Regions from separate parts of the Homo sapiens genome. Here region 1 is linked to region 2. A link is a loop called in an ENCODE intact Hi-C map of the cell type or tissue named here. Cell type or tissue: adrenal gland. All regions are shown on one strand. Each heading gives the region's core, and the rest is flanking DNA. Links, peaks and the distances in the headings are about the cores only.

The links. Hi-C counts contacts between places; a loop is a spot of excess contacts. Peaks named below come from ENCODE experiments on the same cell type or tissue, not always from the same donor. Only the 100,000 strongest peaks of a DNase experiment are listed, where the experiment ranks them.
Region 1: a loop joins it to region 2, with 4 times the contacts of the local background. A loop is called at or near these places in 9 of 110 quality-filtered maps.

Annotation. Positions count from the first base shown.
Region 1 is chr18:382,027-394,233 of GRCh38, reverse strand. All of the region lies in intron 2 of COLEC12 (collectin subfamily member 12), which reads left to right. LOC107985155 (a long non-coding RNA gene) reads right to left here. Exons shown (of 2, transcript XR_007066264.1): 1 at 7,237-12,207. Among named protein-coding and RNA genes, the nearest start is that of COLEC12, 110 kb to the left of the region's middle. RefSeq lists an enhancer at 1-222. In adrenal gland, for the core only: no CTCF peak of the experiment used is centred there; a DNase peak (open chromatin) is centred at 5,554.
Region 2 is chr18:442,262-454,468 of GRCh38, reverse strand. The region is part of intron 2 of COLEC12 (collectin subfamily member 12); the gene reads left to right. Among named protein-coding and RNA genes, the nearest start is that of COLEC12, 52 kb to the left of the region's middle. RefSeq lists a silencer at 7,026-7,320. In adrenal gland, for the core only: no CTCF peak of the experiment used is centred there; a DNase peak (open chromatin) is centred at 4,788.

The DNA of each region.
Region 1 (12,207 bases), core at 1,287-9,286, 60 kb after region 2:
TCCTCTGTCCTATGGAACGACAAAACAGAATTGGGCACAATTTTCTCTATTTCTGACTTTACTCAATTGCTTTTCTGGTGTTGGCCTCATCAATGGACAAGCTGCTGGAAGTTGACTGAGTATAAAATGCTATAAGGGAAACATTGTAGGAAAAAAAGCATCCCATTATTCCTGTCTCCAAAAGCAAGATTGGAGATTGGGGTCTTCTCTAAGACAGACGCCACCACCTGCACCCGGGACCTCCAGCAACCACCTCCACAAAGCCTATGTAAACAGTGTAATGTGTTTTGATATTAACCTTGTAACAAACATCTTAAGTTTCCTTCATGTTGGTGCTGGAACAGGAGTGTTCAATTACTCACTAATTTTGTAGACATTTGTTGAACATCTATTAGGCATCTGGAACTGAGGATACAAAGATAAACGTACATGGCATTGCCTGAAAGGAATTTATGATCTAGCAAAGGGCACAGACGTGTATATAGTCTGCTGGAATATATTATGATAAGTGCTACACTGGTGGTGTGGATGAAAGGCCACACGGGCACAGATAGGAGCTATGAGTTCCGCCAGGATTTCACTTATCTAAAAGACAGGCAAAGGGTATTCCAGGCAGAGGAACATGCGTAGGCAGACGCAGGGCAACATGAAAGTGCATGGCAGATTCAAGGAATGTTGCAGGTCGGTGTGATGGGATCATAGATTCATGGTAGAGAGTGGCTTGTTTATATACAGTTTATGTACAGTTGTTAGAGGTGGGAAGAAGATTTGACTCCGAGCTCCCTAGATACCAAAGAAAAAAGGGAAATATGAAATTTGCTGTGCCTCCGAGCTCCCTAGATACCAAAGAAAAAAGGGAAATATGAAATTTGCTGTGCCTACATGAGAAAAGCCAAATGCTCGAGAGAAACAGGCTTCTTCTGGAATTAAGAGCCAAGGGACACTTCTCTGTTGATTCTCTTCAGAGGCTCAAGATGGGATACAGTGGAAATATCTTCAACAATATCCCCGCACTAGCAATTTTTATAAGACTGTTTCTTGTAATGTCCCTCAGTGCGAGCCAATGGCATCTTGCCAAAGTGTAATTCAGTAAAAGCAGCTCTACATGGGACCAGAACAATTCAGCCTAAGCCTGCTGTTTTTTGATGGTTTGGCTTGATGTGTGAATACAACTTAGGGTATCTAGAGGAATGGATGTTCTTCATATCTTTCAGGCAATCATCCATGAATATTATTTCTTACAACAGGGCTCTTAAAAAGCATTAGGTAGCAGGCAATGAACTTGAGCTTCTATTCATTGGTGAAGACCTCAAGAACAAAGGAGTCTGAACATTGGGTTATGTAACAAAGAAAAGAATCTTTTCCAAAGATGTTTAGTCATGGAAGAGAAGTAACCGGTCATTCTGGACTAAGTGCAGTCCAATGGCTCAGCTCAAACCGGCCTGCATTAGGGCTAGGTTGTTAAGTAAAGTTTCCTGCCCTGACAGCACATGTCTTGCTGTGAACTCTAGGCTGGAAGTGGGCCCATAAAAGGCCCTCACATTTTAGGAGTAAAACTGTGGGCTAAGCACCTTTTGAGATTTGGCCCTTTTTCCTTAGTAGCTGAAGTAATTGTGTGATGCACAAACCTGGGTCCAGAAAGCTGGGACAAGGGTGTGGCATTTCACCAAATAGCATCTGAAATGGGGGCTAAAAGAGAGTGTAAGTTTCGCCAAATACCAAATCCTACATATTTATATAACATGGTATAATTTATAAACTATATTCCCATCCAGTATGTAATTTAAATTGCATAAAAACCTTGTACAGGAGTCGTGTGATTATCACATTATAGATGGGAAAACTAAGGCTTGATCAAGTTAGCATGGATGTTCGGTGACAAAACCAGAATTGTAACCCAGGTCTTTTGATTTTAGTGCAGTTATTTTTTACCTTTCAAGGTTCAGGCGAGTTATCCAGAAGAGTAGTGAATTGTAGGTAATGATAGCCATGCCCAGCAGGTACCAAGCTACAGTAGCACAAGTTGAAAAATTACAAACACTGTAGGTAGGGAAGGCTTTCTGCAGTTAACTTAGAAAAAAGCATCCATTTGATTGGCAAGAATGCTCCAAGGATGCTCTTTGTTCACGGAGAGACAGGCACAGTCTGGTTCCTGGATCCCATGAATGGCCCCAGGTATACACTGGCTAGTAGAGACAATCCAAAGATTTGTTCTTTCCACCCTTTATTTACCAAACATGCAAAGTATGATGCCACGTATGAATTGTGGATGAGGATATTCTCAGCAGAATGCGAGATTATTTTCACAATCATTGTAGGAACTTTAAATAATCTTACCTGTTGATATTCAATAGCCAGATCTTCCCAAAAGTCCTTACTCATTGTAAATAATAAGGATAAACTTGAACTCTAGGTTTTAAAGATTGCCTTTCTGAGTGCTATACTTAAGTAAAAATAACTATTGCCACCTCCTGCCAACATTTTCATTAAACATCTAAAAAATAACTTGGTGTGTGGTGGAGAATTGGTGGATATAGACTGTTTTCTCTGGTTCCCCCTGAAAATACCAAGATGGGAGATAAATTCAGACATTGATAGCTCTGCTGCCACAGTGCACTAAATTATAAACTAGTGTCCCAAAAGACAGGATTCTCCTCCCAATCAACAAGAGTACTTATAACCAGAGAGCCATAGGTGCTCAGTATAGAACCAAAACAACAACAACAACAAAAACCCCCAATTTATAGTCAGGGAGGAGATTCCGGACCTCAGTACCATAGGTGGACCTGGTACCACAACACATGTGTATTCGCTGAAGAACTGAGACACTTTGATGCAATTATTTGCCAAAGGTTTCAAAAAGCAATCCACCCCCAAATTGTGGAGGGTAAAATGTTCTTTCCTGTTCTCTTCTCTGTTTGCGCACACACAGTACCACTCACCGCATTCCAGTTGGCACCTGCACACACTCCTAAAATAAGAGAATGTGTAATCTCCTGAGTCTCTTTTGGCTCAAAGCATTGAGAGTTTTCAGAGACTGGGTCTACAAGATGCAGGAAGCTACACACCAATAGCCCTCCTCACGTTAAGGCGATAGGAATAAGACCCCCTGACAGCCAAATCTGAGACTTTGGTTTAGAAAACCCATCATTTAGAAATGGCTTTGTAATAAAACCGGAAATTCAGGTTTTTGTAAAAAAAGTAATAGAAAAAAAGAGCGGACCAGTTCCCCATGGGCACACAGCTGCCCACAGCTGCTGCCTGGTTACTTCCTGACAGACATGGGTTTGCTGCTATGGGAACGATGTCTGTCCCACAGGCAAGGAGTGTCCCTGTGCCCGTGTGCTTGCTGCTAAACAGTGACAAGGACATTAGGAAAACAGGGCCTTCTTAACTCTTGAGGATGACAGTGCATGCACCAAAGAAACCAAAGGAGCCGTTGCCTCTGCTATCATTTTTCTTCTTTTTTTTTCGGAGACGGAGTCTCACTTTGTGGCCCAGGCTGGAGTGCAGTGACACAATCTCGGCTCACTGCAACCTCCCCCTCCCAGGTTCAAGCAATTCTCCTGCCTCATCCTCCCGAGTAGCTGGGACTACAGGCACACACCGGCATGCCTGGCTAATTTTCGTATTTTTAGTAGAGATGGATTTTACCCTGTTGGCCAGTCTGGTCTCGAACTCCCGACCTCGGGTGATCTGCCCACCTTGCCTCCCAAAGTGCTGGGATTACAGGCATGAACCACTGTGCCTGACCCTCTGTTATCTTTTTAATCTTTTAACACAGAAATAGTTATTTGCTGAATGATCCTTAGCCCATTGAACTGGTTTAATGGAACATACAGCAACAACAGAAAGCTAAGTCCCAGACAGTAGTTTCTGCTTTGGAAGAGTGTAACTCAAGTTTGTCATCCTGCCTCTTTTTCAGAAATAGCTCGAAGGAGGAGAGGTATGGCCCATCTTTTTGCTTTTATAGCAAATCAACATTTGGGCAGCACGATGGCCTCCCTTCCCAGGTTTTAGGAACACCTGAGGCCTGTTCTTGGGAAGTGCAGCTGTGATTGGTGGGGACCTAGCCCCCTGCTGGGCAAAGCACTTCTAGGTCCTGGGAACTGCCTCGGTTGAGATGGCACTGTGAAATAAGTCTCAGTGTGTTTGCTCAATGCTTTGTGTTTTGTTTATTTATGCTTTAATATTAAAGAAAAAATTCCATCAGAACCTTATCTTTAGCCTTAGATTAGAACAAAAATTAGAACAAAAGTCACTCATCAGAAAGCTACAGATGTAGTTTGTAAATCCCTCACTGGAAAATGAATTTGCCTTTGTGGCCAGATCTGTGAGTGTGGTTTGACCACGAGAAAGCCGCTAATGTTTGTTGGTTGGGCTCAGAGACTACTAGCAACTTTTCAGAAGTACTCTTCTGAGTTCTGCAGGCTTGAGTCTGTGGGTGGTACCGAGTAAGCCTGATTCTCTCAGGGAGTAGGGGAAAGAGAGGGATTATTCTGAATTAGTGGAGAAAGTCCGGGGATGACCTTATTTGTGAGTTTGTGGCTGGATTTAAGAAGTCCAAAAGGGGCTTGTTGTTACAGTATCTTGGAGAGTTTTCATTTCAGTATATATAGTGCTATATCTTTTTTTAAAAAAATTGCTGCACAGTGGGCTGGGCTCGGTGGCTCATGCATAGTAATCTCAGCACTTTGGGAGGCCGAGGTGGGCGGACCATGAGGTCAGGAGATCAAGACCATCCTGGTTAACATGGCGAAACCCCGTCTCTACTAAAAATACAAAAAATTAGCCGAGCATGGTGGCGGGCGCCTGTAGTCCCAGCTACTCGGAAGGCTGAGGCAGGAGAATGACTTGAACCTGGGAGGCGGAGCTTGCAGTGAGCCGAGATCGCAGAGCTTGCAGTGAACCTAGATCGTGCCACTATGCTCCAGCCTGGGCGACAGAGCAAGACTCCATCTCCAAAAAAAAAAAAAAAATTGCTGCACAGTATTCTATATCATGGCCGTGTGTGTGTGTGTGTGTCTGTGTGTGTGTGTAATGGACATTTATTTTTTTATATCCCCTACTTTTCAAAAATTATTTTCTAATTCTGCCTGAAATAACTTCCTTTGCAAAATTACTTTAGCTGAATGCTATCAATTATAAATCCAATTGTATCAACAAGCTCATCTTTTCCATTGTTAATATTATTCACTGAATTGTGAATAATGTAACTGGGCTGCTTTCCTTCCCACACCTGATGTAGACACTCCACAGGAGAGGGAGTGTTGTTATAGGAGGAAGAAGTACTTGGAGAGAACTGGAGAAGGGCACCATGTGAGCACACTTGGACACAAGGAGAGAGGGTTCCAGAGAAGGAAGAGCAGTGCAGAGTTGGAGGCAGGAAGACCCTAAGATCCACCTCTTCATTGCCAGGATTACCTTCAGTTGTTTCTTCAACCTCATCTCTGTTTAGTCCATTTCTGTGACATGCCAGCTCTGGGACCTGGGTGGCCACAGGTAGCTCATGAAATGACTTAAGCATTATTAAAACTGGAGTTTACCCAGGAGGCTGAGGTGGGAGTGAGCTGAGTTCGTGCCATGCACTCCTGCTTGGGCAACAGAGCAAGACCCTGTCTCAAAAAAACAAAATGAAACAAAAAATCCTGGAGTTTACAAACATCACTGATGTGTGGTTGGCATTTGGAGAGACCCATGCGCATACAGAAACTTGACAAGTGAATCGTTTCATAAAGAGGCTGATAGATGATCAGGTTAGCTGCTACTTTAAAGCCAGTGAGCATGTGCAGTAACCATGGTGCCACGTTAATTAAGACTAATGGCCAAAGGAGCCATTGCAGATGATCCAATTAGGCGGATTTAGTTAGAGATTATACGGATAACTCTGACTGAAACATCAATCTAGGCCTCTATTTCAAATGAGGTGGTATTTGACTATAATAAAATAGTATACTAAGTAGCTGATGTGTCTTGCAATTGTGGAAGTTGAGGGCTACTAACAGCCTTAAATATTAATATTTAAGCTTGATTTTCTTTCAAGAACCAATTATGTAGATGGTTTATTACCAAGTTCTTTTTGTTCCTTACCCCTCCTGCTGTCTAGTTGGGGCTGTTTTACAGTTCATTAGCCCCTTGACAAGAAGGTAGAAATGAAAGAAGGTGCAGCTTACATCTGTCTGCCTACTAGCCAATTCCGTAAACTGTTTTGCGGGGAAGATACTGAAACTATAGGCCAAAACGGACTTTGTGTTCCCTTCCCCATGCATTAATTTTTCCTAGATCCCAAGTATTGGAGAGAGCTAGCAATTGGCTGAACTGACAATTTCTCAGTTGCATAAAAAGTAATCAGTGGAATTTTGCTTAATGTGGTCCCAGTTTTGTCGTACATAAGGAAAAATATTCTGATAAGCCCCACAAGCTAGTGAAGCGTCTTAAAATTACACACTGGGTTATACAGTGATTACACTCATCAAAATGATTTTTTGCCTAACTTTAAATTCTCTCAACAAAGATCCCAAATTTTCCTAGCGTACATATTTATTTTTAAGAGTTATGAAAATACACAGCCGTATATGGTTGTATCTGAATCCATGTTGCCGTGAGAGACTGAGCAGTTCTCAAGTATTAAGTGAGAAATCATCGCAGAAGGATTGCACTATGTCATTGACGCCTTCAAACATGTCCACCATATTTTACTGGTGGAAATTTCATCATTAGGCTTAAATTGGAAGCCACTGATTCTCTGCCATTAAAAAAAAAATGGAGTTCTAGCCATTAAGTATGATTTTCGTTTAATTTTTTTGATGGGGAGATGAGAAAGAAGGAATGAAAGTATAAAGAAAAGGGAAAAGGCTAGTAGAGGGTGCTGTCGTCTGCTAATTTTTTGCTTTCTCTAAAGCGCTTCTGCTCACTGCCATATGGTAAATTCCTCAGTGAATTATTCAGGGTCTTGTCCTGATGCAAAAGACACTTTAAAAAAAAGCAGAACATTCTTTATCCCTCTTGGAAAAAGAAATAACAAATAATTAAGGCCACAGCGCTCAGGGACCCAAGTTTATTGGCAATAAAAGGTAGCTGTGCTGACAACGCTACCAATTAATCTGCCAAAAGCGAGCTCAGTGGTGTTGCCATAAAGATCATGTGTTGGAAAACAGGACTGGAGACATCCAGGGATCTATATAAAGCATAGACAACAGTCTTAGCGATCATGGGGCAGCAATGTGGGCACCCTACCTTCAGCAGATATGGTAGCGGTCTGCGTTCTTTCTGTAACAAAACTCCTCACTACGTGGAGAACCCCTCAATCCCAAGTCAGCTGTACACCTGGCCTCTTCAGAAGCTATGTGTGCCCAGAAGGTGCTGGTGGGAACAGAAAAAAAAAATTGAAATCAAATTTTATTTTTTGAGACCTATGGAAACTAGGTTGCTTATACTTGAGGAATATTTGAGGAAGTATAAGCAACTTAGTTTCCGTAAGTGAGAAAACTGAGGCTCTCAGCTTCCAAATTCAGGTCTGCCTGGTTCCCATATCCATTCTTTTCCTGTAATATATGTTTCCAGATGAAGCATCAAGAAATGTTCTAAACCTGGCTGCTATGAATGTGTGGTGTGACCTTGAGCAAGTCACCTAACTTCTCTGAGCCTTGGGTTTGTATCTGAAGGGTGAGAGGTTAGAGACTCTGAGGTCTCCAATGGCAGTGCTTCTCCAATGTTAATGGACATAGGAATCACCTGGGGATCTTGTTAAAATGCAGATTCTGATTCAGTAGGTCTGGGGACAGGCTTGAGGTTGTACATCTGAGAATATTCCAGATAATGCTGATGCCACTAGTCCACAGACAGTACTTTGAGTAGCAAGGTCTTGTAGCATTATCATTCTAGGGTTCCAAGATGGCAGTGACCACGTTTTAGTCTTCCAGTCACCCCTGCCTGCCCATGTATGGTTACAACATGACTTGTACAGTTGGTGCTCAACAATGTTCAATACATTGGATTTAGGTAGTAAAGAATAAGTAGTTCAAAGGGACATAATCTAAGGGAAGTTTGTAGCTCAGGAAGCTCAATAATTCTGTAATTTCCTGAAGGCACCATCCCTCAAGGGTCAAACTGAAGCCTAGCCTTCTCCCCCACCCACAAAAGGTACCCTGATAATCCTAACTTTTCCCACAGTGGATTTATCCACCCCTACTGTATCCCCAGCTCACTCTGACTGACTTAATCTGAAATCAGATCAACCTTAAAGGACATCTGGTAAATGCCATTAGGTAGCACTTTACTCTCCCAAAGATTTTATTTTGTAGATTAAATCACATCTCCCCTAGATACATTCTGACATATAAAGTTTCTTCCTCCATTCTGACACCCCTCTTTGTTCTGGTAACCAGTATCAGCATTTTACTAATTTTCTGTGGTATTTCCATCCTTTCTTCCATGTATGTACTTTGCTGTTCTTAGAATGGTTGCAGAGGCCAGAAGCCAGATTTTCATTATCTCTATGGGGAAACATTCCATAAACTCAAGACAAAAAATATACCATGAATTGAAAAAACGGAAATAATTAGCCACTAAAATCTCTTTTCTTTCTGTCTTTAAAAAAATTTCCATTTTTGGCCAGGCACGGTGGCTCATGCCTGTAATCCCAGCACTTTGGGAGGCCAAGATGGGTGGATCACGAGGTCAGGAGTTCGAGACCAGCCTAACCAACATGGTGAAACCCCATTTCTACTAAAAATACAAAAATTAGCTTGGTGTGGTGGTGTGTGCCTGTAATCCCAGCTACTCAGGAAGCTGAGGCAGGAGAATCGCTTGAGCCCGGGAGGTGGAGGTTGCAGTGAGCCGAGATCGCACCACTGAACGCCAGCCTGGGCAACAGAGCGAGACTCTGTCTCAAAAAAAAAAAAAAAAAAAAAAAAAATCCCATTTTAAACCACTTGTTTAGAGTTGGGTCTAATTAGAGTACTTTAGAAATAAAGGCTATGTTGTGCCTGTAAAGAAGTGGATGCTATTTTTTTAACCTGATCTTTCTTATAATGCCCAAAAGGACAACACTACGTATTTTCATATGACTGTCAAGGGACAGAGTCAGTTCCAACTATTTGACCTAGATAAACAGATTACCATTCACTTCATCTGAAAGTACAGGGATAATTAACTTGGACAACCATGTAAACAGCAGGGGTCTCCTCCAGAGTTCTGCCTTCTTAAATCAGCAGATATCCTTCTAGAGAGCTGCCACAGCAAGGCCATTTACTGTGATTGCGTTTTATTGCTGTATTTTAAGTTGTTCTCATGAACTGTATGGTGATATGGAAAGAACTTCTAGGCATTTCAGTCTTCTTAGGCTTATTCCTATGTCCCAGCCTATCTGTGCTTATCCATTTGGTAAGGTTTATGATGGATTTGTTCTCCTGAGTTCAACAAAATGTTTTTATTCCTTCTGCAAAGTTGGTAATTAGTCCATGACAAACCATTGAGCCCCTAGAATCAAAGACACCTGGAATCACAGTTACACAGGACCTTAAAGGTCATGGAGTCCAGTTCCCTGTGTCTTGTGCCGACCTCCTTCTACAGAATCTCTGACCAACGGGGTTTCACTCTAGCTTACGTGCACAGCATTCAGCAGTAGGTTGCACATTCTTTTAACTGTGCCTCCTACTCCCTGCTCAAAGAGTTCTCTTTTTAGGTTGAGCTGAAATTCAATTTTCTCTAGTTCCCACCTTTAATAGCAATGCAGGGAAAACAAAATAACTTCCTCTTACACGTGGCAGTCCTTCATCTATCTGCAGGTAACAACCACACCTCCCTGAGCCTCCTGTTCTTCATGTCCTTTTCCAGCTGTCTTTATGTCAAACATTAGACTCCTCTCTATCCTGGTCACACTCCAGCCTTCCTCAAGTTAGTGGCCCGGAATGGGTACCATCCTCCAGGTGAGGTGGACTAGCATTCTGGAGCAGTTGTTCTCAACCTTGGCTGCACACTGCGATCCGCTGGATGCATGCCTGGGACCCACAAGCAGAGACCCTGATATAACAGACCTGGAATGTGGTCTAAGCATCAAGATTTATAAAAGCTTCTTGGGTATGTCGATTGTAGCCAAGATTCAGAACCACTGATGTGGTTTGTCTGTGTCCCCACCCAAATCTCATCTTGAATTGTAGCTCCCATAATTCCCACATGTTGTAGGAGGGACCCAGTGGGAGATAATTGGATCATGGGGGCGGTTTCCCCGATACTGTTCTCATGGAAATGAATAAGTCTCATGAAATCTGATGGTTTTATAAGGGGAAACCCCTTTTTGCTTGGTTCTCATTCTCTCTTTGCCTGCCACCATGTAAGATGTGACTTTGCTCCTCCTTCACTTTCTGCCATGATTGTGAGGTCTCCCCAGCCATGTGGAACTGTGAGTCAATTATACCTCTTTCCTTTCTTTCCTTTATAAATTATCCAGTCTCGGGTATGTCTGTATTAGCAGCCTGAGAATGGACTAATACAACCACTGTTCTGGATTCTTTACTAATCAGAGGCGTTGATGGATACCCAGGTAGAGTGTGGAGAAGGAGTGGGTAGGGGGCAGTTAGGGGAGATGGGAGGTTACAACCTATTGTTGAATGGATAGATCTCTCCGTAAGCTAAAACTCATGGTTGTTTCTTGGTTTTTAGTTTTTATCTTGATTTTTGTTTTACGTTTATACAAAACCAATATAATCGTAACTTAAGTTCCACAGCTAGGGTAGCTAAACTCATCTTTTATCATGTTTCTGGCAGGTATTATTGTATTTTGTCCTCTGGGACTTTATGATGAGACATACGGGGAGTTGGGCACATACATCTCCCTCCTGAGACCTCACTCCCTCCTCACCTCCATCTCATTGCATATTAACAGCACCAAATCACTGACTCATACTGAATAGGCTACTCACTCAAACTCTTACTCATGCTACTACTAAGCCATTACTCTCGTCTTATGTTCTGGCAATTTTAATTTAAAAAATTAAATTAAATTATGTTCTGGCTTTTTTAATTTAAAAAATTCACCTTTAATTCTGATAAAGGCCCAAATGAGAGGATATGGGTTGGGTATGCCACAAGAATGAACTTCCCAGTCCTGGACTCCAGATTAGACAGACTTGCCCACACAGTACAGGCAGTCCTGGAAAATGACAGAGTCCCGTTGGGGGAATTGCGTTGTAAAATGGACAGCATGGAGGTGCAGGCCAGAATGCATGCTCTTTGCCTGTAGATGACACCCCAAAAAATCATTGCATTTTTAAAGGATTCTGAATGATCACAACACACAAAAAAAGAAATGATAAATGTCTGAGGTGATGCTCAATACTATAATTTGATCATTACACAATGTATACATGGATAGAAACATCACATTGTGCTCATGAATATGTACAATTATTATGTGTCACTTAAAACAAAATTTAAAAATAACATTTGCTTGAATCAGCAAAAAGGAGAAAAGAAGCAGGCACTTACTATACACTGGCCCACTTTGTGCCACCTATACTGTATTCACTGTAAATGCATAATTTCATTTAATCTATACAATAATCCTATAATGTGGCTGTAATGATGCCCATACTACACATTAAGAAACCAGGGCTCGGGGGGATTAGTGCTAATAAGTGGAGTGTCCAGATAGAAACTTGAGCCTAAGGTAAGCAGGGACTTCATTCCTGTTGAATTTCATTATATTGGGTTTGCTCCAGAGTTCCAGCCTTTCAAAGTCGTTTTCAATCCTGTTTTTTCAGGTCATGTATTTGCGAGGTTAGGAAAACCTACTCTGTTGTGATGAGATGCAGAACACTTAGAAGACACTCTTCTTGCCTACAAGTAAATTTACTATATAAAGTAGTAAGACCACATATCTGTGAAGCTAATTATATTCTTGATTCTGGGCATGAAAAGCAGAAAGAAAAAGGGATTTTTTTTCCATCTGTATCTGATTTATACAGGGACTCCCTAACTTAACACAGGAAGGGTGAATTATTAGGCAGATTTTGATAATTTAAAGACACAGTTTGCCCTAGAAATAATGTTTTTCACTGGTAATCAGATCATCTGGCCATCTGCAATGCCTGTTTGACCCACAGTATACCTGGTATGTGCTAGTAAAAATACTGTTCCAACTCCGCCATGGGTGTGTTGCAGATGACTATAGCAGGGCAGGTCCTAGTAATGCTTCTGTCTCCCCCA
Region 2 (12,207 bases), core at 1,520-9,519:
CTCAGGTGATTCACCTGCCTTGGCCTCCCAAAGAGCTGGGATTACAGGTGTGAGCCACCATGCCCGGCTGATGAGTGGCTGTGTTAGATAGGGTGGTTAGGAAAGGCCTCTGGGAGGAGGTCATGTGGGAGTGGGAACAAGAACAGAGTGAGGGAGGCTGTGATTTGGGAAGCGCATCGTAGCCTCATGGTGTGTGGGAAGTAAAAAGTCCCTCAGGTGGAAACAGCATGGAATGTTCTAGGAATAGAACTAAGCCAGCTGTAGCTACAATAGAGTGGCGGGGAGATGGAGGAGATGACGTCAAGAAATAGGGCTAGAATATGTTGAGACCAGGGGGCCCATGGGGAGGGCTTTGGAGTCTATGGAAAGCCTTCAGAGGGCTCAACTAGAGAACGGATATGTTTCATAACATAACCCACTCTGACTGCTGAAGTGCGGAAGCAGGGAGATCTGTAGGAGGTTGTGCCTCTAGACTAAATCAGAGGTGATGGTGTCTTTGATTAGAACACTGGTCCTGGAGATGCTGAGAAGTGATAAGATTTGGGATGTATGTTAGAGGCAGAGCTGACCAGGCTTGCTGATGTGGCTATCAGGGAAAGAGTGAGATTAAGGGTGACTTTTAGGTGCTTGAGCTAAGCATCTTGCTGAACAGGGGTACATTTATTGAAGGGAGGAGCAGATTTTGAATTTTGTCTTTATTATGTCAAGTTTGCGATGCTTATTATACATTCAGTGGAGCGTAATTGCATGAGTCTGGATCTGAGTCGAGAAGTTGTGGCTGCACATAAAAATTAGGAGTCTTTAGCATAGAGCCCAGGGACTGGATGAGACCACAGAAGAAGAGAGTATAGACAGGGAAGATAAGGGCTGAGGACTGAGCCCTGGGGCATTATTTAAGTTGAGAAGAGGAGGGAGAACTTAGCATTTAGCGCTGACAAATCCAAATCCTATGTGTCTGGTTCCCTCACTCCCAACCACACAGCTCTGTGTTCTGTCTCTGTCTCTGTGTCTCTCTCTGTATCTCTGCATGTGGGTAGCTGAGGGTGGGGATGCTGGTCAGGGGAAACTGGCTGATAATTTTCCTCTTCCTCCTCCTTCCTCATCCTTCTCATTTTCCAGTTTCTCTTCTCTCTTCCTTCTCCCTCTCATTTCTTTCTTGATTAATTCTTAAATTCTAGAAATCCCCAACCTGGCCAGGAGTGCCTCTTGTCCTTGTGTCTCCTAGCACGTTCCTATCTTTGGTGATCTCCAGAACAAGCCAGTGACACTGATCATACGATGCTAATTTAGAATTCTTGCTTGCTAAGTTCACTGACACATCTTAAGAGGGGAAGTTGGACTGGGGTGGAGAAAGAAGCAAAATAAACCACCAAACCCCAGAGACCTCTCTTTGTTGTTCAGAAGTTCTCCTGTGTATCAGAAGATGGACTTGGCAGTGTGTAATAAAAGATGACTCTGGTTTCCTGCTGGTTTTTAGGATGATGTCTTTTGGTTACATTCTTTCAACTTGTAAAATATTAACTTCCAATTCCCATGGGGGAGGACCCCTGAGTGGTGCTATTTCAGTGGGACAGAATCACAGCATTCTTTCCCACCTCCTTAGCTGCCCTGTGCTCCACTTGGAAGCACCTGTGGCCAAAGCTCATAGGCACTTGTGTGGCAGGAAGAACAGATGTGAAGTTCTGTGGAAAAGAAATACAACACAAATTGGCAGAACACAGTAACTTAAAAAATAAATCTGAAAGTCAGTCCTGGAGAGCCCATCTTTGGGTCCTGGCTTTGATTGGAAAGAGTTATGGTTTTGTTGGGGTAATAGCAGCTGATCTTTCGTCCTCCCACAGAATCCTGCCAGAGCCAACACTTGGAAGCACACAGCTAATGAGAGGATTTCTTCCAAGGTTCTTAACCAAATGCTCTTTGATAGTGGTGGTTGTGAGGCGGAGGAAGATGCTTCTGCTGAAGAGGGGGTTCCTAGAAGCAGCAACCAAAGCCCTTAAAAGAATCAACAGCGATCATTATATAGCCACCATTTAGTGAGAGCTTACCATATGCCAGGCACTGTGCTGTACTCCCCGTTTCATCTCAATTAATTCTTACTATAGCGCTATAAGAAAGTATCCCATTTTATCAGTGAGGAAACTGAGGCTTAAGGAGATTGTATAAATTGCCCAAAGTTATAGGCCCATAGATGGTAGAAGTTTGAAACCACATTTGCTTTCAGAACCCAAGCTCTTAATCTAAATCATATATTGAGCACAAGGTGCACAATTCAAGTTTTTTTCCAACACGGTGTATGTGAGTGATCATTGATGCCAATGAAATTTATTCACTCAACAATATCTATTCTGCTTAACACTAGATCACGCATAGTTGGGCATTTAAAGATATGTGACGCTATTCTTTTTCTCGAGCAAGTTACCATCTAGGTATGAGAAAAGGCTTCATCTTTAAAAAATAGAGAAGAGTTTAAGGCTGTATGTGATGAAGTGCCACAAAGTTCTCTGAAATGCCTTCCAGGCCTTCTCCCCATTATTTTGGATATTATTAATAATACTTGGCTCCTCTTTACTTACGTGAATTTCTGTAGGCACCTTGATTTCCTCCCCCTGGAAATGGTCTTTTCTTTTCTACCACATGGCCAGGCTGCAAATTTTCCAAACTTTTACACTCTGCTTCCCTTTTAAATATAAGTTTCAATTTCAGGTCATTTCTTTTTTTTTTTGAGATGGAGTCTCGCTTTGTTGTCCAGGCTGGAGTGCAGTGGCGTGATCTCGACTCACTGCAACCTCCGCCTCCCAGGTTCCAGCAATTCTCCTGCCTCAACCTCCTGAGTAGCTGGGACTACAGCCACCTGCCACCACTCCTGGCTAATTTTTGTATTTTTTAGTAGAGACGGGGTTTTATCATATCATCCAGGCTGGTCTTGAACTCCTGACCTTGTGATCCACCCACCTCGGCCTCCCAAAGTGCTGGGATTACAGGTATGAGCCACCGCGCCTGGCCTCAGATCATTTCTTTGCTCATGCATATGAATATAGGTTGTTAGAAGCAGCCAGGCCACATCATAAATGCTTTGCTGCTTTGAAGTTTCTTCCACCAGATACCCCAAATTTTCCAAACTTTTGGGCTCCGCTTCCCTTTTAAATATAAGCTCTAATTTCAGGTCATTTAGGTGGAAACGTCCAGCAGTCAGTAAGATGTGAATCTGAAGTTCATAGGAGGGGAAATGGTCATAACATATGTGAGAGTGAAAACCATGAGAATGGATGTGATCACTGACAGGGAGCAGGCAGGAGGCAGGAGCAGGAGTCAAGGACAGAGCCCTGGGGCATGCCTACTTGAAAGAGGTGTATGGAGGTGTGTATGTTCATTCATATGCTCACGCATATGAACATAGGCTGTTAGAAGCAACCAAGCCACATCTTGAATGTTTTGCTGCTTAGTAGTTTCTTCCACCAGATACCCTAAATCATCACTCTTAAGTGCAAAGTTCTACAGATCCCTAAAGCAGGGGCACAGTGTGGCCAGACTCTTTGCTAAAGCATGGAAAAAGTGGCCTTTACTCCAGTTCCCAATAAATTCCTTATTTGCATCTGAGACCTCCTCAGCCTGGCCTTCACTGTCCACATCACTATCAGCATTTTGGTCACAACGATTTAACAAGTCTATAGGAAGTTCCAAATTGTCCTTCATCTTGCTGTCTTCTTCTGAGCCCTCCACACTCCTCCAACCTCTGCCCATTACCCAGTTCCAAAGCTACTTTGATATTTTCAGATATCTTTGTAGCAATGCCCTACACCTCAGTACCAATTTTCTGTATTAGTTCTTGCACTACTATAAAGAAATACCTGAGACTAGGTAATTTATAAAGAAAAGAGGTTTAATTGGCTCACAGTTCTGCAGGCTGTACAGGAAGCATAGCAGCTTCTTCTAGGGAAGTCTCAGGAAACTTAAAATCATGGTAGAAGGTGAAGGGGAAGCAGGCACATCTTAATGGCCAGAGCAGGAGGAAGGTGGGGGAGATGCCACACACTTGTAAACCACCAGATCTCAGAAGAACTCACTCACAATACAGTGCCAAAGAGGGTTAGTGCTAAACCATCCATGAGAGCTCTGCCCTTATGATCCAGTCACTCCTCCCAGCAGGCCCCCCCTCAACATTGGGGATTACAAATCGACATGAGATTTGGCGGAGACACAGATCCCAAACCTTACCAATGACCCAGTGAAATAGGCGGAAAAGACATTTTCCGAGAGCTGGAAGGAGAACCAAAAGAGTGTGGTGTTATGGAAGCCGAGAGAGTTTTAAAAAAGAAAGTCCTTGTGTTTTCATCAGTAACTTTGTTGTGTATCAGTGTTTTCCCTTCATGTAACTTAAATGTCCACTAATGCAAGTGAAGGCAATCTATGCCTAATTTCTTCACTAAATATTCTACTAATAAATGATTTACTGACAAAATGAAATTATATAACTGAAAAGGTTTAAAAATGATAAGAAATATCCCAATGGAAGCTGTTTTTTAAATAATGTTATTACTGTCAGTAACAAAATTATGATGACACAGGTCCAACACCTTTTAAAAGAGAGGAGGTAAAAAGGAGAGTTGGATATGAAGAATCTCAGACTGCAGTGCAGCTCTGAGAAAGTCTCAGCCAGGTACATGGGTGCCCGGGAGCAGAGATTGCCTGTCAGAAGGGCCCCATGAGGGCAGAAGTGACCTGGCTCTCGTGTCCCTGCCATGATCAGTCATTGGCTGTAAGCAGACTCCGCCCGGACTGTGTGGCCTCGGCAGGAATCACGGTGGCAGATTGAGAGGGGCAGTGCTGGAGGCTGTCAGCTGGCTAGGCATCCCTTATTGCTGAATAGCTTACTGAGGGCGTACCTCCGTGGCTGCCTAGTGAGTCTCTTTCTGTAAAAGCAGTTCAGTGTGGGAGTCCCTGAGAGAGAGTTTGCTGCAGAAGCTTCATTACAGTGACCTATGAAGCAACTGACAGCTTTGCAGAGTTTGTTTCCATTATGTTGCAGGTCTCCTTCAAAACAAGTTTTGGCACTTTTGATGCCAACTAGAGTGTAAACTATATTTTAGAGCGACTAGTTTAGAGTGTAAACAACAGTAAGTGGAGCAGATTTCCTCTCAACTTAGCCTCAAAGATAACCTCTCACACTAGAGTTATTTTTTTACCTAATACTTCTTTTTTTCCTGGTTACTGAAATCATACACACTTACTATAACAATCTGTAGAAATGTGTAACTTAGAGAGTAAAAGTCTTCTATAATATTCTATCCCAAAATATAATCATTGTTTTAAAAAGGTATGTATTCTACCTTAAAGTCCACTTTTATTGTTATATTTTACTATAACATTCTAATTATAATATTTTATTATAATTTATAGGTTTCAGTATGATTTCAATGAAAGATGAATTCTGGCAAACAGTATTTATTCCCCTTTCCCCGCTGGGTGTCATTTCTTTGGGAATAGAAAAATGACCTTGTTTTGTGTATCTAGCCAACAATTCTTTTTAATATTTGTGAGTATACCAAATGTACAATATTCCTTCAACTGAAGTAACTTTTTAAAAGAAACTAGAATTTATTCCTCCGTATGCTTTATTTTCATGAGGTTTGGGTACAGTATAGTAAATTTAAAAATCTTTTGAACTCTTTAAAATGGTCTTTGTACCTATATAATAGAAAAGGATCTGTTCAAAAAAATTCTTGCCACAAATTCCTTTTGATCATTTTCATTTACTTAATTGCTCTAATTTATGCTTATTTTTGTCCACTGACAACCTAATTGGCCTCACAGACTTCTCATTTTATTCAAAGTCCACCAGCAGTTACTTCTTTTGAATACCACCTCCCCTTTGGACTCCACGGGAATTTGGACAATAATTGTGATGGGTTTGGCAGGGGCTTGGGGGTTGGGCTGCTCATATATTATGAAAAGCCTTAGTAGAGAAAAATTACATTTCAAGTTAATTTGTTTTTATATAACAGAGTCTGGGTCTAAGCTTTCCTTCACCACATACCCATTGAGGGTTTTAGGAAGTCAACATGTTTACACTGTATCTTAAGTCAAGGGTCCTGTTTTTATACAGGGTTTGCCAAACCAAGTTTACTACAGTGGTGTTCTGCCAGCACAAAGATTACAGGATCAGACTTTAGCGAACGCTCGTTTGCCAGAGTCATGTTTTATCTATTCAACCCCAACCACCCTGATTCATTTTGGAAAGTCTACTCTGTTTATCCCACGATGATGACAAAGTGGTTAAAAAAGAAGATTACTACAAAAAGTGATATTTTCAAGAGAGACACAAAGGCACTGATACAGACAGGCTTTAGAGAAAGACAAACTTTGTGGTACCACTTGGGTATTTGAAAGCAGCACAATTATTTTTTTTCAGTCACAGGGAGACAACATTTTCCCATTGAACTTTTTGGATACGTATTTTCACACACACTGTGCCCAAAAGTCAGATTCTCTCCTCCATCCCACCCCTAACCCAAATTACAATTTAATTTGACTGCTGGCTGTTTTTGAAAAGAATTCTGAAAGTGATTGACCGCTACCAAAGATGAAGATTGTAGTTTTTCTCCTGATATGATTATATTCTTGATATATTCTTGCTGTAGGGGACAAAAAGTGATCAATAGCTTTATGCTTAGTAAAATCAGAGAGGACAGGACTTGCAATTTAATGGTTTTACCTTTATGTTTACTACATATTAGCAAAGTATCTAAGCTCTGGAAACTGTGTCTCCCTGTAATGTTGTCAAGTATATGTGGAGAGGTGAATTTTACAGAAGGAGAAACTGGGATTATCCTATCCCGCTTTTTACAGTGGCTCATAAAGAGCAATGTACTAGATTCTCAGCACACACAGGTTATGGATTGCTGTTTTTCCTGGAGTGCCTGTATGGTGGATCTGTTTCACTTGGTCTGGCATGGGAGTCAAATTCTATTTGCAAAGCCCGACTGGGTGGCCTCTGCTCAGCACGCCAGGCAAGAGCTGTGGGTGAATTTCCAGAAGTGGCAGGCTGCTCCCCTCTCCCTCTACCTCCTTGAGAAACAGAGGAAGTTCATGCTGCCACAGGGGAAGTGGAAGGGATGTCCAATTGCCTCTGAGGAAGTCATATCCTGCTCAAGAAGCAAGATCTCTTCCCATGCGGGAAGGTGCCACTGACACAGTATCTCTTAGATGGCATAATCATAGATGACCTGAATTGTGTGTAGAAAAGGGAGTTTACTGGAAGATACTATTTTTGTTGGTTAACAAAGGGCTGTAAGCCAAGTAAAGCCTGAATGTATGTGTCATCTGCATAGTGTGAAGAGGCTTTCATAGGGAGAGATTCCACGTGTGACTATCTGACCTAAAGGCCATGTAATTCCCATGGTGAAGTCCCTCCCTCCAAGCACAGGAGCCAGAGGAGCCCTTAAACAGCCATCCTCTTGGACGTGGAAAGATAAACACTATAAATGATCAAGGATAACTGTTCAGGTGGTACTGACCACTCTAGGTAAACTGTTAAGAGTTGAACATAGAATTTTTTCAAAAGCCTGTTGATGTATTTATGTGCCTCAGGACCTTTAAATTCTGAAGATAAATGGATAGAATGATTCAGGATGATTTAGGGAGAAGGCAGATGGAAAATGGGAATGAAATACATGCCTTTTTGTTTTTAGGGGTGCTCAGTTATAAATATGAAAGGCTGAGAAAATGCTAATTGTACAGTAAGATCAACTGGACTTGTTTTAATAAGACAATAATTTGAAATTAGTAAACTATTTTATACAAATAGTGCTAAAACTTTGGAAGGTCCTCAACCTCCTGGGCTCGAGCAATTCTCCCACCTCAGCCTCCCAGGTGTGTGCTCCCATGCCTGGCTACTTAAACAAAAAAAAAAAAAAATTTTTTTTTTTTTTTTACAGAGATAGGGTCTTGCTATGTTGCCCAGGCTGGTCTTGAACTTCTGGGCTCAAGTAATCCTCCTGCTTTGGCCTCCCAAAGTGCTGGGATTACAGGTATGAGACACTGCGCCTGGCCCAAAGATGATTTTTATAGTAAAAAGTTAAATATCATAACAATCTGGCAGTTCCTCAAAATTGAGTATAAAATTTTCATATGACCCAGCAGTTTCACTCTTAGGGGTGTGTGTTTGTGTGTGTGTATGTACGTATGTACATATGCACACGTGCACACACACACACATATATATATACACCAAGGAGAAATTAAAACATATCCACATAAAAACTTGTACATCAATGTTCATAACAGCATTATTCATAAGAGTGAAAAAGTGAAAGCAACCCAAATGTCTACCAACTGGTAAATGATAAATAAAATGTAGAATATACATACAGTGGAGTATTAGTCATAAAAAAGGCAGTATTTGTACATGCTGCAACATGGGTGAACCTTAAAACTCTTATGCTGAGTGAAAGAAGCCAGGCACAAAAGGCCACATATTATGATTCCATTTATATGAAGTGTTCAGAACAGGCAAATCTGTAGGGACAAAAAGTAGATTAGGCTGGGCGCAGTGACTCATGCCTGTAATCCCTACACTTTGGGAGGCTGAGGCAGGCAGATCACTTGAGCTCAGGAGTTCGAGACCAGCCTGGGCAACATGGTGAAACCCCCTCTCTACAAAAAATAAAAAATTAGCCGGGTGTGGTTGTGCACACCCGTAATCCCAGCTACTCAGGAAGCTGAGGCAAAGGAATCACTTGAGCCCAGGTGGCGAAGGTTGCAGTGAGCCAAGATTGCACCACTGCAATCCAGCCTGAGTGACAGGAGTAAAACCTTGTCTCAAAAAAAAAAAAAAGTGGATTAGTGGTTTTCTGGGGGCTGGCAGAGGTATGGGATTTATTTTTGGTGTGATGAAAATATTCTAAAATTGGAAAATTGGTTATAGTGTTGGGTATACAAGTCTTTGAATATACTAAAAACCATTGAATTGTATACTTTAAATGGGCATATTGTACGGTGTGGGGATTATACCTTGATAAACTGTTGTGTTTAAAAACATAACAGATAACCGTCAGATCTGCCCCATCAGAATTTCATAATTTGGCATAATTGGGGCTCAAACAAATGAGGCCTTGTGTTGCAAATATAGGCAACATCTGCAAGTTACCAGGAGCAAAGTTGCGAAATGGTAGCTGTAACCTAGGAGAGATGGATAATGATTTTTCCAGGATGCTCTGAAATCCACACTAAATGGAATCTGCTGGTGCATACTTTATGCCACATTGAAAGAACAAGTGCATGTTATTGCACTCTCTGGCCCACATTTCAGTCAGTTCTCCGTATGAAAATTACTGCCCTGGTCAGATCTGATTACTTTATTATATGTTCACCCCAGAGTGCCAAACTTCATGTGGGAAAACCATTTTCAACAGGAAGAAATGAACTGTGAATATCCTAAGAAGAGGGCAACAAGTCATATTTGACCTTCGTTTAAAAATAATACGTAAGGAAAAATTTCTTAATAAATAGACATAGCTTAAAACATGAAACGTAAAAAACCAAGCATGTAGTAGTTTCCTAGATCTGGAAAAGCACTGCACACGTCAGTCATGCATACCCTTCGAAACTGCAATTACTATAGGTTTGAGACCCCATGGGATGATTGGAGGATATTGTTTCTGACAACTTAACATTTCTTGCCTTAAGATAATATGGAAATATCACGTCAATCCCATTTGTTTGCAGATACATCTTTTTTAAAATAAAAGTTGTTTTCACATTGGGGTTAGTTTTCTTGTTTTCGCGCCTATATTTTAACCTATTTTAACCTTTTCTCTCCCCTCCCTACCTCACCCCCACCTCCAAAAAATTAAACTCTTTCTCCATAAACAAAGCTGAGAGTGTCAGGATTGGAAGCCACTTCTGAGGATACCATTTCAAAATTATATTAATGTCATGAAAACTGCTTCTTATATTTTACATTGAAATGTGAATATGGGCTTGTATTTTCTATTTCCATGGTTATTCACAGTACTGATGGTATAGAATTTTTAGGTTTAACTTCAGTTATGTCATTGGTTTTACCTGCCACAGCATTTTCACTGGATCAGCCCCCAGATATGGATTCTAGACTCTATCCCAGTGATCTCCAAAGTATGGTATAAACATAGAATAAACAAAAATAAACATTTGTCTATTTTTTATCTGAAAAAGAGACAGTTAATTTATAATACTATTGAATGTATCAATCATCATAGTGTATGTTTATAATTTATAAATAAATATGTGCATTCCGAAGGATACTTGCTCATACTTGTTTCTGATGAGGTTGTTTCATGGAAAAGTTTGGAGATCTCTTGTGTTAGTCCATTCTTGCATTGCTGTAAAGAAATACCTGAGGCTGGGTAATTTATAAATAAAAGAGGTTTAATTGGCTCATGGTTGTACCGGCTGTACAGGAAGCATGGCACCGACAACACTCGGCTCCTGGAGAGGCCTCAGGGAGCTTTTACGATCATGGCAGAAGGTGAAGGGAGAGTAGGCACGTCATATGGTGAAAGCAGGAGCAAGATAGAGAGTGGGGAGGAGACTCCACACACTTTTAAATGACCAGATCTCATGAGAACTCACTATCAAGAAGACCAAGAAGAACAATAACACCAAGTCATTCAGAGATCCACCCCCATGATCCAAACACCTCCTACCAGGCCCCACCTCCACCACTGGGGACTACATTTCAACATGAGATTTGGGTGGGGACAAATATGCTAACTATATCAGCACGTTCCTTTATTCTTTGCTTTCTCCTTCCCATGCTAACAGAACCCTTCTCCTTAGGCTCCAGCCACATGGTAGATTTCCTCCGATTCTTGCTCCCCTTACCCTACACCATGAGACGGAGGGGATGCAGGCACATATCTAAAGCCAAGAGTACCTTAAAGTTCACAAACAAACACATGTTCCCATGAAAACCTGAACAGACAACCACACTTCCAGAACCAACTATTTTTAACCACCATTTAAATAGAAGGCCAAAGAAGATACTTAAACAAAAAGTTAAAGTCGTTTCACTTTACTAACCAAAAGACATGAAAGTGAGATACAAGATAATTGAGCTTCCTTCAGATTTGACCTTTGGTTTCTTTCAGCCATGAGGAAATGGATGTATCAATTTTTCCAGATTTGGAGATTTTGAACAATAACTCCAATCTGAAAATACCAAAAGTCAGCTAAATATCCCTCAAGTACATACTATGTTTTAGATACTGTGGGAAAATCAGAAAGGTATGTGTTTTTAAGAGCTTACAAAGCAATTGGAAAGAGAATATATACATACAGAATATGTATTTTTCATGTACCATATAATTCCGTATTAACTAATATATGTATAGAAAATTAATGAACAGTCAGGATTCTATATAAGACAGTCTTGACACATTAGTGAAAAGAGATGACTCCTGCTAGCAGGTGGCTGGACCAGATGAACACTGCAGTGACCTGCAGCTTTTATTTTATTTTATTTATTTTTTTGAGACAGAGTCTCGCTCTGTCGCCCAGGCTGGAGTGCAGTGGCGGGATCTCGGCTCACTGCAAGCTCCACCTCCCGGGTTCACGCCATTCTCCTGCCTCAGCCTCCTGAGTAGCTGGGACTACAGGCGCGTGCCGCCACGCCCGACCAATTTTTTGTGTTTTTAATAGAGACAGGGTTTCACCGTGTTAGCCAGGATGGTCTCGATCTCCTTACCTCGTGATCCGCCTGCCTTGGCCTCCCAAAGTACTGGGATTACAGGCGTGAGCCACTGCGCCCGGCTGACTTGCAGCTTTTAGACAGATGCCTGTAGGATTGTGCAGAAGAGCTGGTAGAAAGGTTCTAGGAGTTTGGAGAAAGAAGGGGTCACCCTGGGCTGGAATGCTGAGAGTTTCATAGGCAAGGGAAACTTGAACTCACATAGAAGCAGCAGTATGTGTAGAGAGCAATGGGCAGAAATACACAGAACTCAACAGCTGAACCTTCCTTACTGAGGGGGCTAAGTCTGAGCTTGGTGCTACGCATCAGCATGGGTTTTCTCCCTTGGGCCTCCCAACAGCTCCACTGGGCCAGGCTTCGCTGTTTACCCAAGGTCATGCCAGTCAAGTCCCAGAGGCAGGCTTGGGAGAGAAATCAGGGCTGAGGAGAAAGATTCAGATGCCCTCTAAATAGACATGACAATCAAACTTGAATTTATAAGT